Linked DNA regions of Mus musculus: region 1 is linked to region 2. The links are chromatin loops, found by intact Hi-C in ENCODE. Cell type or tissue: gastrocnemius. All regions are shown on one strand. Links, peaks and the distances in the headings refer to the core of each region. The heading gives the core; the rest is flanking DNA. Region 1 holds the start of Ccdc184 (coiled-coil domain containing 184). Region 2 holds the start of Gm25668 (a small nucleolar RNA gene).

Region 1 (7,441 bases), core at 1,406-6,405, 98 kb before region 2:
TCCCCATCCTCAGCTGGATGCTCTAGCTGCTCCCCTGGGGGCCCAGCATTCATTACCCAAGGACTGCACACCTCACAGCTTTCTCAGGCATATTATGTATGAATACAGGGTTAGTCCACAGCCTTTATGGCTTGTCTCTACTTCTTAAAATGAAAAGGTCCATGCTATCTTAAGACGCTAACCATGCCCTTTTCCTTAATTCTGTCCTCAAGGGTAAGGGTTCTTTATGTAGGAAAAGATTACATTAAAGGAGTTTACTCAAGAGGCAAAAGCAGATGGATCTCTGTGTGTCAGAGGCCAGTCTGTTCTACATAGTAAGCTCCAGGCTATCCAGACTATGTGGTGAGACCCCGTCTAAAGAAGAACAAGAGGGAAAAAGGAGGGATGGCACAAAGTTGACCTGCAAAATAAAAGCTGGAGAAACGTCTTGATTATAAACATGTGCCACTCTCCCGGGGGACTTGAGTGTCCTCAACACCATGTCCATCAGCTCCCACCTGCCTGAATCCCAGTTTGTCACCCAAGGACTGTATACCTCAAGGCTTCCTCTGGTGTCGTCCCAAACAGTTCTCTCCTGGCTTTTCTGTGGGCACCGTTTGTGCACGTGCGTACACAGAGGCACAAATGCACAGGTACATCAGTAATAAGCATTTAAAACCCGGGGTGGGGAGTTGTCTCTAGACCTTCCCTGGGTTCTGCTTCGCTGGAGGAGTCATCCCCACTCTACCTGGCCAGGAGAACCACCGAGAAGCTAACATTTGCACAAGATGTCCTAGGAGTCATAGTTTTATTCCTAGCATATGCATTGTGAAGAGCAAGTCTTAGGCAGTCAACTCAGTGTTGGAATTAAAAACTCAAACCTGCATCAAACCCTTCAGTGTCCTTTAGCCTTCTCTGTAACAGAAGTAATTTACATCTCTCTCTCTCACTCACACACACACACACACACACACACACACACACACACACACACACACACATCATAGTCGGCTCTCAACCTTTGTTCTGGGGCAGCCTCAGGAAATCTCCATCTCCCGAGGGAGCAGCCTCGAGATGATGTCAGTGTTGACTCCCCGGGGAGTACCTTGCCCACATCTTCCACTAGAGGCCTGAGGCAGTGCCTGTGGTTTCCTTAGTGATGTGTCACTCCACTCCAGAAACCCCGGGCAACCCCTCCAGAACAGTGACTCCCACTCCATCCCTAGAACAGGTGGCATGCCTGCTGTACCAGGGCTCTCACTCAGAAGTCACCCCCATGGCTTGCTTCACTGAAATCTCTTGCAGGTGTGGAGTGCTGGCTACCAAAACCCTTGTTAGCCGGGCCGGGTATTTCCAGGCAGATCTCTGCATTTTCCAGGTCCACATTGGATCAAGGTCCAGGGCAGAAGGGAAAGCAGACAGAGCTGGCAAGCTTGTCCCAACCAGGACAAAGTCAGTTAACTCTTTGGGACTGGAGGCAAGAAGAGAGGAGGGAAGGCATTGGTCCCCTACATTTTCTCCTAAGCCCTGATCCACACAGCAGACCCAGAAGCCCCAGCCTTAAACCCACTTAGTACCAGTCAGCAAGAGGGGAGATGGTGCCTTTTTATTAAGGTTGACATCAAGCAAAGCACTAAGAAAGGATACACAGAGGAGGGAAGGGGCACACACAGTCACCACTTCGGAAGGTAGGAGCACATCAGTTAAGGACACTCAGGACAGCCACATGCTCCGTGCCCTGGGTTGAGGAGTGGGGCATAAAAGGGAAAAGAGCAGAAAGCGCCATGATAGCCTGGGGCTTGCAGACGGGTCTGAAGCCCCCTGAACCTAATACTAGAGCCACAAGCCCTGCCCCTGAGGGCTCACACACTACTACACAAGTGGACACACATAACACAAGACATTATGGAGGCAACACCAGAAAGCAGAGGGTACCGACATATTGACAGGAAAAAAAAAATAATAAAAGGAACTGAAGTTAAGCAGGTATAGCCAGAAAAGACAGCTTGGGGCTGCAGCGCCCCCTCCCCCAAGAGTTCCTCAGATGTCCCCTTAAATCTGGACAGTTGCTGAGCAGTCCTAAGTCTCTGCCTGCGACCTGAGCACTTTGTTCTCTAGGCCCAGGTGAGTGGCCAAGCAATCCCAGGTGAAGTCAGCGACGGGGCAGGCTCGGCTCTGCATGCTCAGTGCCAGAGCTTGAGCTCTTGTGTCTTCATGCACATCAGAGCCAGCTCCTCCCAGCCTAGGGGCCCTGGGAACCCGAGTACCCTGACTCCTAGGGCCGCAGTTCCCTCCTCAAGCTTCCTTTACCCATCAGCAGTTGCAGAGCGATCTGTAAGGGGGAGAGGTTTCCGCAGAGCACTGAATATCTTGGGTTTGGGGAAAAGGGTAAATTTCCTGTTGCCAGAACAGAATACCCCAACTCCTTAATTTCTAGGTAAATAGAGATTATTTGCCAAAGTCCTAGATGACTCCTTTTTCAGAATAGAAAAAGCAGAATTTTATTTACATAATTCAATGGTCCTCCTGTTTCCTAGGAAGAGGGGAAGGGGGCAAGGTAAAGGGATAGATGAGAGTCCAGAGATGGGCACGTCCTTTCTGGGAACCTCACCTTTCTGCAGTTTGCTATGATGCCTGCTTGGGTGGAATTCGCGATGCTTCCAAAGTCCTTGACTCTACAAATCCTTCTGTGAGGGAGTCTCTCTCCCTGACCTATAAGGACCACGTTTGAAGTGAAGAACACTGCACCGCACTGTTCAGTCCCCTCGGGTTAAGCACTTGGAAACCCAAAGCCAGCGCGGGTAGTTGGTTCCCTGGTGGGGTCTCCCTCACAGAGAGGCCTCGCCCTCCAGCTGCAGCAGGGTAATGTCAGGAAGGTCGGGGGGCTCCACAAGTGGCCCATCCTCCCCAAGGAGACCGGGGCTCTCAGAGAGCTCGCAGTGACTGGTGGGTGTGGCGGGGTTAGGTGTCTCTTTCTCCTCTTCGTCCTCGTCTTCATCAGGATCACGACCCAGCAAGCCGCTGTCCTCGATCCCAGGCGAAGGTGTCTCTGGTTCATGGGGAACACTTGGGAAGCTCCCCTTGCCGCCGGCCACGCCCAAGCCTCCCTGGCGGGGCGCAGTGGTCATAATCTGGCACATGGAGACTATAGCCCGCTGGTTGGCGCACACGTCGTCCGACAGAACCTGGATGTGCGAGGCCTGCTCGTCCAGTGCCCCTCGCATGGCCCTCACGTCCTCAAACAGGGCCTGCAGCTGGGCCTTCAGGTGCTCCATCAGTTCCTTCATACCGCCGTTATACTCCCCAGAGATCACGTCCCCCACGGCGGGCACCGTGGACACCTCCAGAGGCGCTGGCATGTCGCCGCCGTCCTTGGTCATGATCTCCAGCAGACTGTCCTCCATTGAGTGGCAGAAGCGGGCGGTGGCAGCTCTGGGTCGTGTCCAGCGGGCCTCCAGGGTGGGGGAAGGGTGTGGAGGGGGAGAGGTCCCGGGAGGGACGGGGTGGAGCCCAGGGACACCTAGGCTCCCTAGAGGGGCGGGGAGCCTACGTGAAGAGAGCGGCCCCAGGCAGAGGACACGGGCGGGATCAAGGAGGGCTGAGAAGAGTCTATGGATCGAAGACCTGTCTAGGGTCCCGGGACCAGGATCTTCGGGCTTACCCAGGGGGCAAAAGTGGCTTGCCCGCTCGCCTCCAGTGTGGTACCTATGTCCCCGCCGCCCTCCCGGCAATCACCGACAAAGAGTGCTCACAGGTCACAGAGGCGCTCGCAGAGGGCTCGGGGTCGAGACGGGGACCCGCAGCGCGTCAGTCTCGGGACTCCCCCCAGCCATCCACCAGCAGTGCCCGCGAGTGCGGCTGGAGAGGCAGGGGCGGGTCTCCCGGCGGCGCCGCGGATGCTCCCCCGTTTCCAAGGCGACGCACGGCACGTAAATGACGTGTGTCTCCATGGCAACGAGGAAGTGAGGAAGAAAGAGAACAGGGTTCCGAAGCTGCAGTGAAGCTCTGTTGTATGGGCTGACGGGCGGGGCAGGGATGCTGCAGTAGCCTCAGAGAAGCTGCAAAGAGCATGTGGCTGCAATGTTTAATAGGACAGCATGAGAAAGCAGTTTGCTGCACGACCCCCACCCCCAAGCCGGAGAGAGACCGTCTGCCTGGGGGGGGGGGGGGGGCTTTTCACCCGCTCTCCGCATTCCTTCCTTGGAGGACCATGGGAGAGCCAGGTCCATCCTCCAGCGGCCCACAGGACTGGGTAGCGATTGTTAATAATCCCAGGCGAGCTGGCAGCACCAGGCTTGGAGGTGCAGAGGAAGGCGGAGGGAGGCGCGACCGATCTGCTTCTCCCTTCTGCAGCAAAAAAAAAAAAAAAAAAAAAAAAAAAAAAAAAAAAAAAACAAAAAACAATTTTCCCTCCCTCCAGAAAGCTCAGGGTGAGATACAGTCTCTTATGGGACCCAGCTGTTTCTACCCAGGTTGGGGGGGTATGAAAATTATGAAGCTAAGTACTTAAATTCCGAGAATGAAAACTCCATAACAACAGATTCCCCTCCCCTGCACCCTCCATCACGGAATCCCCAGCGCTTTAAATAGCGTCCGAGACGCAGAGAGCAGATGATGTATTTGTGGAATAGCTACTTAAATAAGAGCCACCAAGTACCATTCTCCTCCCCAGGATTCTCCAGCCCACACATAGTGGACTTCAGAAGACCTGAATACAATTTCCTTTCAGCCCTTAATGACTGAGAGACCTCAGCTGACATCGTTTTCTTGACGGACCGAATAATAGTGTTTCTAAATCTGAGTTAACACTGGACCGAAGTGCAATTGAGTGAATTATTAGGGCCAGCGCCCCTAGTTCCCATCTTTAGATGCCCACTAACCACCCCTGTCCTTTGTGAAAACTCCTTCCCCTACTTAGAGGGTAGAGCAGGAGAAGAGGAGGAGGAAGAAAATTTGGTTATAATATATTTAGAGACGACATAGGCTGGGAAGGTAGTCATCTTGTAGGCTATAACACGCTGACATCGCTTTGATAAAAGGAAGCCAAGTGGTCAAAACCCTGAGTTTACAAGACTCTGGGAAGGAGAAGTAAATGAACAGTGCTGTCTAACTGTATAAAAAATTAAGTGTGGGTGAGTGTCATTGGTCACCTGTAGTTCAGTAACTGCAAGTGTGTTTTTTAATTTCCCTGGTTGTATGTCTTGGCGATGAAGAGTGTCCAGCCAGGTTTTTGAGGCACCAAAGAACAGATTCATCTATGCCTGTCTTACTGCTACTGTTAAAATAAAAGCAAATTAAACTATCTTAAAGTGCCCAGGGTCGGAATGTTTACATAAATAACTTAAGACATATATTGGACAGATGTGAGAAATTTGATTTCCCCAAAACAAAGATGAACACACACACACACCATGCAGTATTGCTTTCTAAAAACTAATGATTAATCTTGTTTCCTTGCTCCTTCAACAAATTTGTTGTTGCTCTTGCCTCTGCCATTCTTGCCATACATGGTCAATAAACTTTAGATGATCCCTAAGCTGGCTCATGAAAGAGCAGAACACTTTTTCTTGGTATCCCTCGGCACAGAGAGTTATACTTTGACTCTCACAGGCTCACCATAACACACATGCACTCGTGTGCAAATGTCTGCTGTTTGTTTTGTTTTCAAACTACAGGAGAACTAGAAACAGAGGCAAGATGCAGCTGAGCTTACCCAGTATGACATCTAATCACGATGTAGCAAAGGTTCTCAGAGCTTTGCAGGACCAGTCCTGCTGTCGTCCCTCCCATGGGAACCTTACTATAGTAAGAAAAGACTGGCATGTTCTGCAGTCTTTCTGCCATGGGCCATTCCTCCCCATCTCTTCTGTGGCACCTCGCATGAAGAATTCTATCTTGATGGTTCTCTTCCAGAGTGCTCCCTGCCTTCTACCCTTGAAGACCGATCCTGTTCTCAGTGAAATGCTTCCCACGTTTGCTGCCAAGATAGGCTTACGTCAGACCTAGCCCTGCTCAGTAGGAGCTGGGTTATGCCATCACACAAGGCCCTTGGCCACTATTGTTGCAGGTACTGTGTGTCAGGGCTTTCAGCATCAGAATATCATGTCGCTCAGAGGCTCTGACCATGCAGCACCCAGAGAGCACAAGGGGTCTGGGCCAAGAGGGAGGGGAATTTCCTGGAGAAGCACTGAAGATCATGGGAAGCAGGTGCAGAGGCCCAGGAGCGTGGCTGATCCAGTCCAATTCCAGGTCAGACATTTGAGAGGGTAGGTGGGAACTTGGGGAGTGGGGTGGGAACTTGGGGGTGGGGCTTGAAAATATAGGGAGGAAACATTGGTTATGTTTGATTAAGAAAAACAGATTTCATAAATTCTGCATGAAAATCAGAGATGGAGGAATACATAGTCTTTGTATTTTAAGGGTGGTGTATACAGGGAAGGAAGCCTTCATTAGCTGGTTGGGTTATAAGCTTGGGTCAATGGGATGCCAGACTCTGTGGATGAGTACCCCAGCCACACTACTAAACTATTCAGAAGAACTTGTCATAGTGTGGCTTTAGTTTCTGGGTGTCACTGTAGCTGTGATGTCCTTTTATCTCACTCTGATTAGCTTGTAGGGAGAAGAGACCTCACACTGTAAAGGTAGCCTCCATGATGTGTGCCCAGTCCTAAGTATCACATTCTTATGAAAACTGCGATTCTGAGTAGACCTTGCTGTTTTCCTGGTCTTCATTATCTGTCTCTGTCTTATACGGCTGGTACAATAAATCTGATAAAGATGCTTCCAGGCTCGGGTGTAGAAGAATACACTAAATCAACTGAAAGTCTAGCTGCTACGTGTTAGTCTAAAATCCCCAAACAGTCATTCCCAAATATAACTTACGAAGCTGTGTTCCTTTCTCAGTATAAGACTGTACCCATTGGTCTTTTTGTCAGCTTGACACAAATTAAGGACACCTGGAAAGACAGAACCTCAGTTAAGGTACGGTTGCCCCCAGACTGGCCTATGGACATGTCTCTGAGACATTTTCTTGGTTGCTAATTGATGCCTAGCCCGTTGTCATAGTTAGGGTTTTACTGCTGTGAATAGACACCATGACCAAGGCAACAGGACAACATTTAATTGGGGTTGGCTTACAGGTTCAGAGGTTCAGTCCATTATCAAGGCAGGAGCATGGCAACATCCAGGCAGGCATGAATCAGAAGGAGTTGAGAGTTCTACATCTTCATCTGAAGACTGCTTGCAGAATACTGACTTCCAGGCAGCTAGGGTGGGGGTCTTAAGCCCACACGCACAGTGACACACCTGCTCCAACAAGGCCATACCTCCTAATAGTGCTGCTCCCTGGGCCAAGCACATACAAACCATCACACCGACGGTGGGTGGTGTTACTCTTGGCAGGTGATTCTGGGTTGTAAAAGAAAGGGAGCTAAACCGGGCATGGTGGCGCATGCCTTCAATC
Region 2 (7,441 bases), core at 793-5,792:
GCAGTACTGGGAGTCACGTCCAGGGCCTCAAGCCACTGGGCTATGTTTCCAGCCCAGTTTTTTAATTCAGAATTCCTCTGGTATTGTCAATCTTTCATATTGTGCGATCAGTTTTGGGTTGATTTTGTATGGTGTGAGAAGTAGGGACCGAGTTTCACTCTGCTACATGTGGACCTTAGGTTGTTCCAGAACTGTTTGTTAAAACTGACTTTTCTTTAGCATGTTTTGTTTTGGTTTTGGTTTTGTTTGGTCACCTCTGCTGAGAATCGAATGGCTGAAAACTGTGGGGTTACTTCTGAATCGCCTCTTCTGTTGGCCTGTGTCTGGTTTTTTGGAAGTAGCATGCTGGTTTTGTTCATATGGCTTTAGTGTAATTTTACAACAGAATTTATACTACTTTGTCTATTTAGTCTTTTTCATGTTTACATATGAATTTTAGGTCAGTCGGTTGGTTTGTCCATTTGCCTCCTTTCCTTTAAGCTTTTGAAACATGGAACTCAGGCTGCATAGCCAAAGATGACCTTGAACTCCTGGTTTTCTTGCCTCCATATCCAGGAGCTGGGATGGTAGGTATGTGCCACCATACCCAGTTTAGTGTTGGGTGTCTTTTTCTTTTTTTCTATGTCTGTGAAGAATGCCAGTGGCATTTTGATGGCGTTTTCATTTTCTTTATAGATCACTTTCAGTAAGAGTTAATTTTACAATATTAATTCTGCTGATCCACGAACATTGGAGTTGTTGCTGTTTTCTGTGTCTTCCCTTTCTTTAGTGTTGTATAGTTCTCACTGAAGAAGTCTCGCCTGATTGGTTAGATTTATCCCTCCGTGTTGTTCTGCGTTTGCCCTCCCCTAGGCACCCATTTGTGAGTGTGAAGCTGCTGTGGAGAGAATCCTTTTCCCAAACCTGTTTATTTTGTTCTGTTTTGGTTTTACTTTTTGTTGTCAGCTCTTTTCAGTTTATTGCATGAAAGAATTACCAGATTAAAAGCCGGAGAGATGGCTCAGCCGTTAAAGGTCAGGCTTACAACCAAAAGTATAAAAGCAGACCCCAGATGGTTACATTTTACAAGCTGTGAGGGTGTATAAACTTATAGCAGGGACAGAAGGAAAATTCTACTCATTGCAAGGAAATCCTCAGTTAAACTTGAGAGAGCAGCCACTTAGATCCTAGCGCTTTCAGCGGAGCCTCCTTAGCCCAGTCTCTGAGGAACTGGAGTACATCCTGTGCTGGTCACCCAGCAGCTGAATCACTTCTCCATGCTCTCCATGCTCAGGTACACCGCCACCGCCACCGCCACCGCAGGCAGGTTTCCCCCCGAGTCATCAGCCATCCCTGACAGCACCGGCTCTTCCTGCTGTTTCTCTGTGAATTCTTAGAAGGAAGCAGGCCAACACCCTTCCAGGCATCAACAAGGGAAGAGCCTGGGGAGCAGACAGACATAGGAGTCATGTCCTGGGTGGCTCTGGGAGAAGCTGTTGGGGGAAATAACTGTGTTTAGTTTGTATCTTGCTACTTTGTTGAAAGTACTTACCAACCCTCAAAGTCTGTTAATGGAGTCTTTATGGTCTTTTAAGTATAGGATCCTATCATCAGCAAGTGGGGGTAATTGGTGACTTCCTTCTTTCCTATTTGTTTTTCTTTTTTTTTTAAGATTTATTTATTATTTATTATTATATGTCAGTACACTGTAGCTGCCTTCAGATGCACCAGAAGAGGGTGTCAGATCTCATTACAGATGGTTGTGAGCCACCATGTGCTTGCTGAGATTTGAACTCAGGACCTTCGGAAGAGCAGTCGGTGCTCTTAACCACTGAACCATCTCAACAGCCCCTTTTTTCCTATCTGTAATGCTTTTTTTTCTTTTCTTCTTCTTGTCTTACTGCTCTACTAGAAATCAGTAAGAGTGAGAACCCTTGTTTTGTTCCTGAGTTTAGAAAAAACACCTTTCATTTTCCCCCCATTCAACATATCCCATAAATACTATAGGGTATTTATACACTCTTTTTGTTTTCTTACTTTTTACTTTTTATTGATTCTTTGTGAACATCACATTATGTATCCTGGTCCCACTCATCTCCCTATCCCCTCATACCTGCCCTCTACACTTGCTACCTCCTCTGCAACAGGAAAAAAAAAATCTCCTTGTGAGCTGCAGTGTATCACACTGTATCCACAGAATTCCCTTTTGTCCACACTTCTTTGCTTGCAAATGTTCATTGCAGTGATATGTTGATCTGGTACAAGGCCTCTGGCTTCTGCTACTCACTGGGACTCCTCAGATCCCCTGTTGTTGCCATGGAGATCCTGCAGTTTTTGGATCTGTAGGATCAGCACTGCAGTAGTTCGTTGATGGGGTTGGACCAATTGAAAGCTCTGGATCTGGACCTGAGAGGTATCGGAGATGGTCAGCCCACCAGCTCTCATGCTCTCGTGCCTCCAGGAACAGCTCACCTATGACCCCCACAACCAGAGCCTGCTGCCAAGGCAAGGTGCTGCAGCCAGTGAAGGATATGGCCAGTTCTCCCGCTCTCAAAATCCTGGAACCAACTTTACCTTCTGCCACAGATGGTGAGGGAGGAAAGGAGGGCATCTCTCCCTCCTCTGCACCACTATCTAGCAGACAAGAGGCAGGGCTGACTCCCACTCTGGCCCTTGTGGAGCCGGCTCACCTGCAACCCACACAGGCAGCTGGCTATGGGTGGAGTCGGCTCTCCTGCTGTCATGTCTCTAGGGCCAGCTATCCTACAGTGCCCAGGTGAGGAGCAGGACAAGATTTGCACAGCCCTCAGACATCAACATGTCCCCATGGTGGCCCAAACCAGGGACATCTGCCTAGCCTTTGGTGGTAACAGACCTCTGCTGCTGCAGGGCCACCAACCCAGACAGGTCCCCCAGTGTCAGCACAGCCCAGGAACCCACCCATCATAGGTCATAGGTGGCATCACCAGCTACTCACATCAAGCTGTTTCTCACTACCCTCAAGTCTCCAGTTCTTCCTCTCTTCATTGTGCCCATATCGTTCTGTTTCTCTGTCTCTTCCATTTCTCCAGCCCTTACTTGCTCCTCTTAGTGGCATCTGTGGTCTCTGAGTGTCTGGGGGTCGATTCAGGAGTGATTATGGTGCTGGGCAGGGCTCATCTTAAGCATGATCTGTCCTGTCCTCCCCCCAGGCCTGGGGGTGGCAGACTGGTGTTCATCACAGGCTAGCTTCCTATCTGGACTCCTTGACATCAGTCTGTGGTGGTCATTTCTGGCTCATTCCTCTACTGGCCCACCCAAGTGGCCATCTGTCTAGGCTCATTCCCACCTGGGGCCCGTGGCCCCTGGCAGTGTTCTCCTAGTCTCTGGCTTGCTTCCTGTCCAGGCCCTTGGTGCCAGTTTGGTGGCTGTCCCAGGGTCTGTGTTTTCAGGGAGTATTAAGCGTCTAATCATTCAGATGTCCACAGGTCAGAACCCTGAACACAGACATGGCCCTGTCCTATCTGCCACCTACTGACACACACGGGACACAGCAGCCACACCTGCATCACCTCTAGGCTTTATGGTATGCGGCATCTTACCTTCAAGGCTTTGAACTTGAAGGGCATTGAGCTCTGTCAGACTTGCGTTTGCAGCTGTGGGGACGATAGTGAGATACTACGTCTTGCTTTCTGCTTGTGAGTGATTGTGTTCCCTGACATGTGTGTCAGCCTTGCATCACTGGAGTAAAACCATGGTCTACACTGTTCCTATTGTGTTGAGTTTTCTTTGGAACTTATTTAGGATTTTTACATCTATGTTCATCAAAGGATTTGGTTTATTTTCACTAAAGGTAGGTGGATCTTAGTGAGTTCAAGATTAGGCTCATCTACAAAGCAAGTTCAGGAAAGCCAGGGCTCTTTCACACAGAGAAATCCTATCTCAAGAAACAAAACAAAATAGAAAAAAAATTTTGGTTTATCATTTTCTTATTGTGTCCTTATCCAGTTGTCTCAGGGTAGTACTGGCTCTATAGAATGAGTTTGAAAGGTTGCTTTCCTATTTGTGGAATAGTTTGAAGAGCATTGGTATTGGTTCTTAAGTCTGGAAGGATTCTTGGTCAATGTCTGGTCCTGGTTTTCTATGTCAGGAGACTTTGATTAGTGCTTCAGTATCATTATTGATCTGTCTAGGTTATTGTTGTACTGCATTCAATTTTGTTAGGTCATATAAATATCTAAAAATATATACATTCCTTCTGGATTTTTCCAGTTTATTGGAATGCATACATGTTTTGAAAATTTTGCTCTTTTTTTTCTTTTTGTGTATTTTGTCTTGTTTTTAGAGACAAGGTTTCTCTGTATAGCCCTGGCTGTTCTGTAACCACGCTGCCCTCAAACTCAGAGGTCCACCTGCCTCTGCCTCCTGAGCTAGGACTGAAGGTGTGCACCACCACTGCCCACTGGAAATAGTGTTCTCTTTCTCTCCCTCTCTTCAGTGACATCCAACTGTAGTCATTCTGCGTGCGCACAACAATTCTGATTTTCCTTTAGGTCGCTGTGGGGCTGTGCTGTCTCCATGGCAGCCCTTACTCCCTGACGTGGGATCTCCCAGGTGAACTCACAAGTCACCCGCACACCCAGTCTGCCTAGCTAGATTGCTCCAGGAATTCCATCTCCACCTTGTGAACACTGGAGTTCTAGGCAGGCTGCCGTCTATTCCCCAATGGCGTTTAGCTGGTCCTGGGGAGCCAGAGCCCATCCTCGGCTCTGTCTGCTCTCAGCCTAGAACGGATCTCTTTATGGTTTTATTTGGGAGGAGCAGCCTTTTCTTGGAGGCTCATCCTCATATCACCCAGAAGGGAAAAATCAAGCTGCCAAGACAGCAGCGACACAGAAGCAAAACAAAGACAAGAAACAGTGAAGGACAGTCACTAGGCCACGGACATAGGGAGGGAGGGAGGGAGGGAGGGAGGGAGGGAGGCAGCAGCAGTGTAGAATACACTGGGAACTTAAAAGTTAGTAAAGGTAAACATGAGAAAAACTGAAGAGTTAAAACAAAGGAGTCTAGGAAAGAAAAAAGGAAGAAAGAAGCAAGGGTACAGGAAAAGAGTAATTTACAGAAAACAAAGACATTTAACATTTTCCTACTGTCGGGGGTCAGAGATAAGACTTGAGTCCTACTCTCTGGCCAGTAATTAAATCCTGCCGCTCCAGAACTTTATTCTACAGGATCCCGACCCCTTGGGACCTCTGTCCACCAAACGCTTGCTTAGTTTTTCCTTTTGTTTTAATCGTTTAGCTGTCAACTGTCAGGAGATTGGAGTGGTCATACTTCACAATTGAAATGTCTATGACAGTGCAGCAACAGTGAAAGGCTCGGGAAGGGAAACATTAGTGCCTGCTTACTTTCAGAATTGGTTACTTAGTTCATTCTGCTTTTACTAAGCCTTTACAATCACACAAAATGGTAGTGCTTCTATTGAATATGTCCTCTAATGCATTTTGTGAAAATGAGTGGCTGAGAAAAGCAAAGAAGCCGTGTCTGTTGGTGAGCCCAGCATGGCTGTGTGTAGAGTGGATGCTTGCACTTGCAGGAGGCCTTGTCTCCCTCCCTGTGACCTCCTTTTTTCTGCTCGTCCTTGATGTTAAGACTCCTGAGTGCACCAAGCACCTTCCTGTCTTAGGCTCGGTGTTTGTGTATACACAGCCTTCTACTCCCCATCTGCTTCCTCCCTTAGTTGAGGTTTCTGCTGAAAGGTCATCTTAGAGAGATTGTGCCTCTTCTTGCTCTTTGCCTCCATCACTTTTATCCCCCTTGTCCTTTAAGTTTCTTCATGCCATGAACAAGTTTTTGATTGACAGTCTTTGTAATAACTATAATATAAACTTCACAAAAGCTGGCAATTTATTTTATTCAGTTTGTGAGTCTCAAATGACTAGAGCACAGTAGATGTTCAGTTCAGTGAGTAAATTCTACAGATTATATGCTTTTTTTTTTTAAATACTAAATTGAGACTTAGAGAAAAATAAGTGAATGGTGGAGATAGAAGCCATCTTTAAAGAGTCCTTGCACCTGTGTAGAATAAGGAGCTGTTTGCAGGATACCTCTGATGGCAGTTGGCTGTATGCTTCTCTCCTCAGGACCTTTGTAATCAGCATCAGCACTCAAGGGGTTATTCAGCATTCTAATTTACAAGTCTTATTTTTGTACTCCTTATCATCTGAGTGATTAAATAATTGCTTCTGACTTTCTGGTTTCCTAGTCAATACCTTCTCAGCACTGTTAGCCCACCGTGGTTTTCCACAGCATGCTATCTCTGAAAGCTGAGTCTGCTTGTCATCTCCCACGCACAGTCATTAATGCATGATATTTCCCTATCTTCAGGACTGCTAGAGCTTTGGCAGAAAATCTGAGATCTACATGCCGATTTGAGAAGTGTGTTTAAGATCTTTTCTCTCTCTCCCTTACAGACAGTTCAAGAAGAAGAGAAGGAGATCTACAGACAGCTGCTGCAGATGGTCACAGGGAAGCAGTTCTGTGTAGCGAAACCCACCACACATTTTCCGTTACGCCTGTGAGTCACGAACGCATCTTTCGTATGAACGTAACTGTACAGTTTGCTACTTGATATTGAAACTGCACTCTTCTTTTACTAGGTCTCGGTGTCTTAGTTCCAATAAGAACTCTTTGAAAGACTCGCTGTTGAGAAACGGAAACTCTTGTGCATCTCATGTCATTGGTTCTGATACGTCATCCTCTGGATCTGCCAGCATTTTAACTGCACAGGAGCAGTTGTCCCACAGTGCACATTCCCTGTCATCTGGTACCCCAGATGTTGCCTTTGGATCCAAAGACTCTGATCCTCACCATCACCTCGCTGCACCTCATCAGCCAAATAGCTTACCAGCATCAAATACACAGTCCGAAGGTAAATAATACTAACAGCCAGGTAACTCTTCATTGGATCTGTTGTAGGCAAAACTGTAGTACATATAACTCAGTACATAATAGATTTTAATTGAATACATGTGATCCAGGTAGCTAAGCCGTGCTAACACCAAGCCCAGGTCAGATTCGTTCCTCTCTTCCCTCCTTTCTCTTCCCTCTCCCCCTCTCTTGCTCTTTAAAGGATGCTCCTTTCTCCTACGCACCCATGACTTGCTATACTATTTGATTTATTTCTAAAGGGCTCTTACTATGTATGTGCCCTGCCTGCTTGGCACTTGCTATGTGGTAGGCTGGCCTTGAACTCGTGCCAGTCCTCCCCAGAGAGCTGGGATTACAGGATCCTCTACCATGCTAGGCTAAATGTTTTAACTTCCTGAGAAGAGTCAAAGCTCACTCAGCCCAGCTGCTTCAGGGATTGCTTTTTGTTTCTCTTACTTTATAATGCACGTGGGAGGTTCTCTGCAGTTCTGTGGACTCTCAAACATTAATCAAGTATTTATCGTATACCCCTTAATTTTGATAGATGCTTCAA

What was found. Peaks named below come from ENCODE experiments on the same cell type or tissue, not always from the same donor. Only the 100,000 strongest peaks of a DNase experiment are listed, where the experiment ranks them.
Region 1: a loop joins it to region 2, with 4 times the contacts of the local background. A loop is called at or near these places in 13 of 42 quality-filtered maps.

Annotation. Positions count from the first base shown.
Region 1 is chr15:98,164,258-98,171,698 of GRCm38, reverse strand. It overlaps Ccdc184 (coiled-coil domain containing 184), which reads right to left and starts at 3,893. Exons shown (of 1, transcript NM_177716.3): 1 at 1,565-3,893. The coding sequence starts at 3,383. The coding sequence ends at 2,808. It also overlaps a transcript of Asb8 not described here. In gastrocnemius, for the core only: no CTCF peak of the experiment used is centred there; DNase peaks (open chromatin) are centred at 2,159, 3,130, 3,410 and 3,898; H3K4me3 peaks cover 1,664 bases.
Region 2 is chr15:98,065,852-98,073,292 of GRCm38, reverse strand. It overlaps Senp1 (SUMO1/sentrin specific peptidase 1), which reads left to right. Exons shown (of 18, transcript NM_144851.5): 7 at 6,432-6,535; 8 at 6,618-6,889. Gm25668 (a small nucleolar RNA gene) reads right to left here and starts at 3,539; the gene lies at 3,413-3,539. In gastrocnemius, for the core only: a CTCF peak has its summit at 3,513; a DNase peak (open chromatin) is centred at 3,309.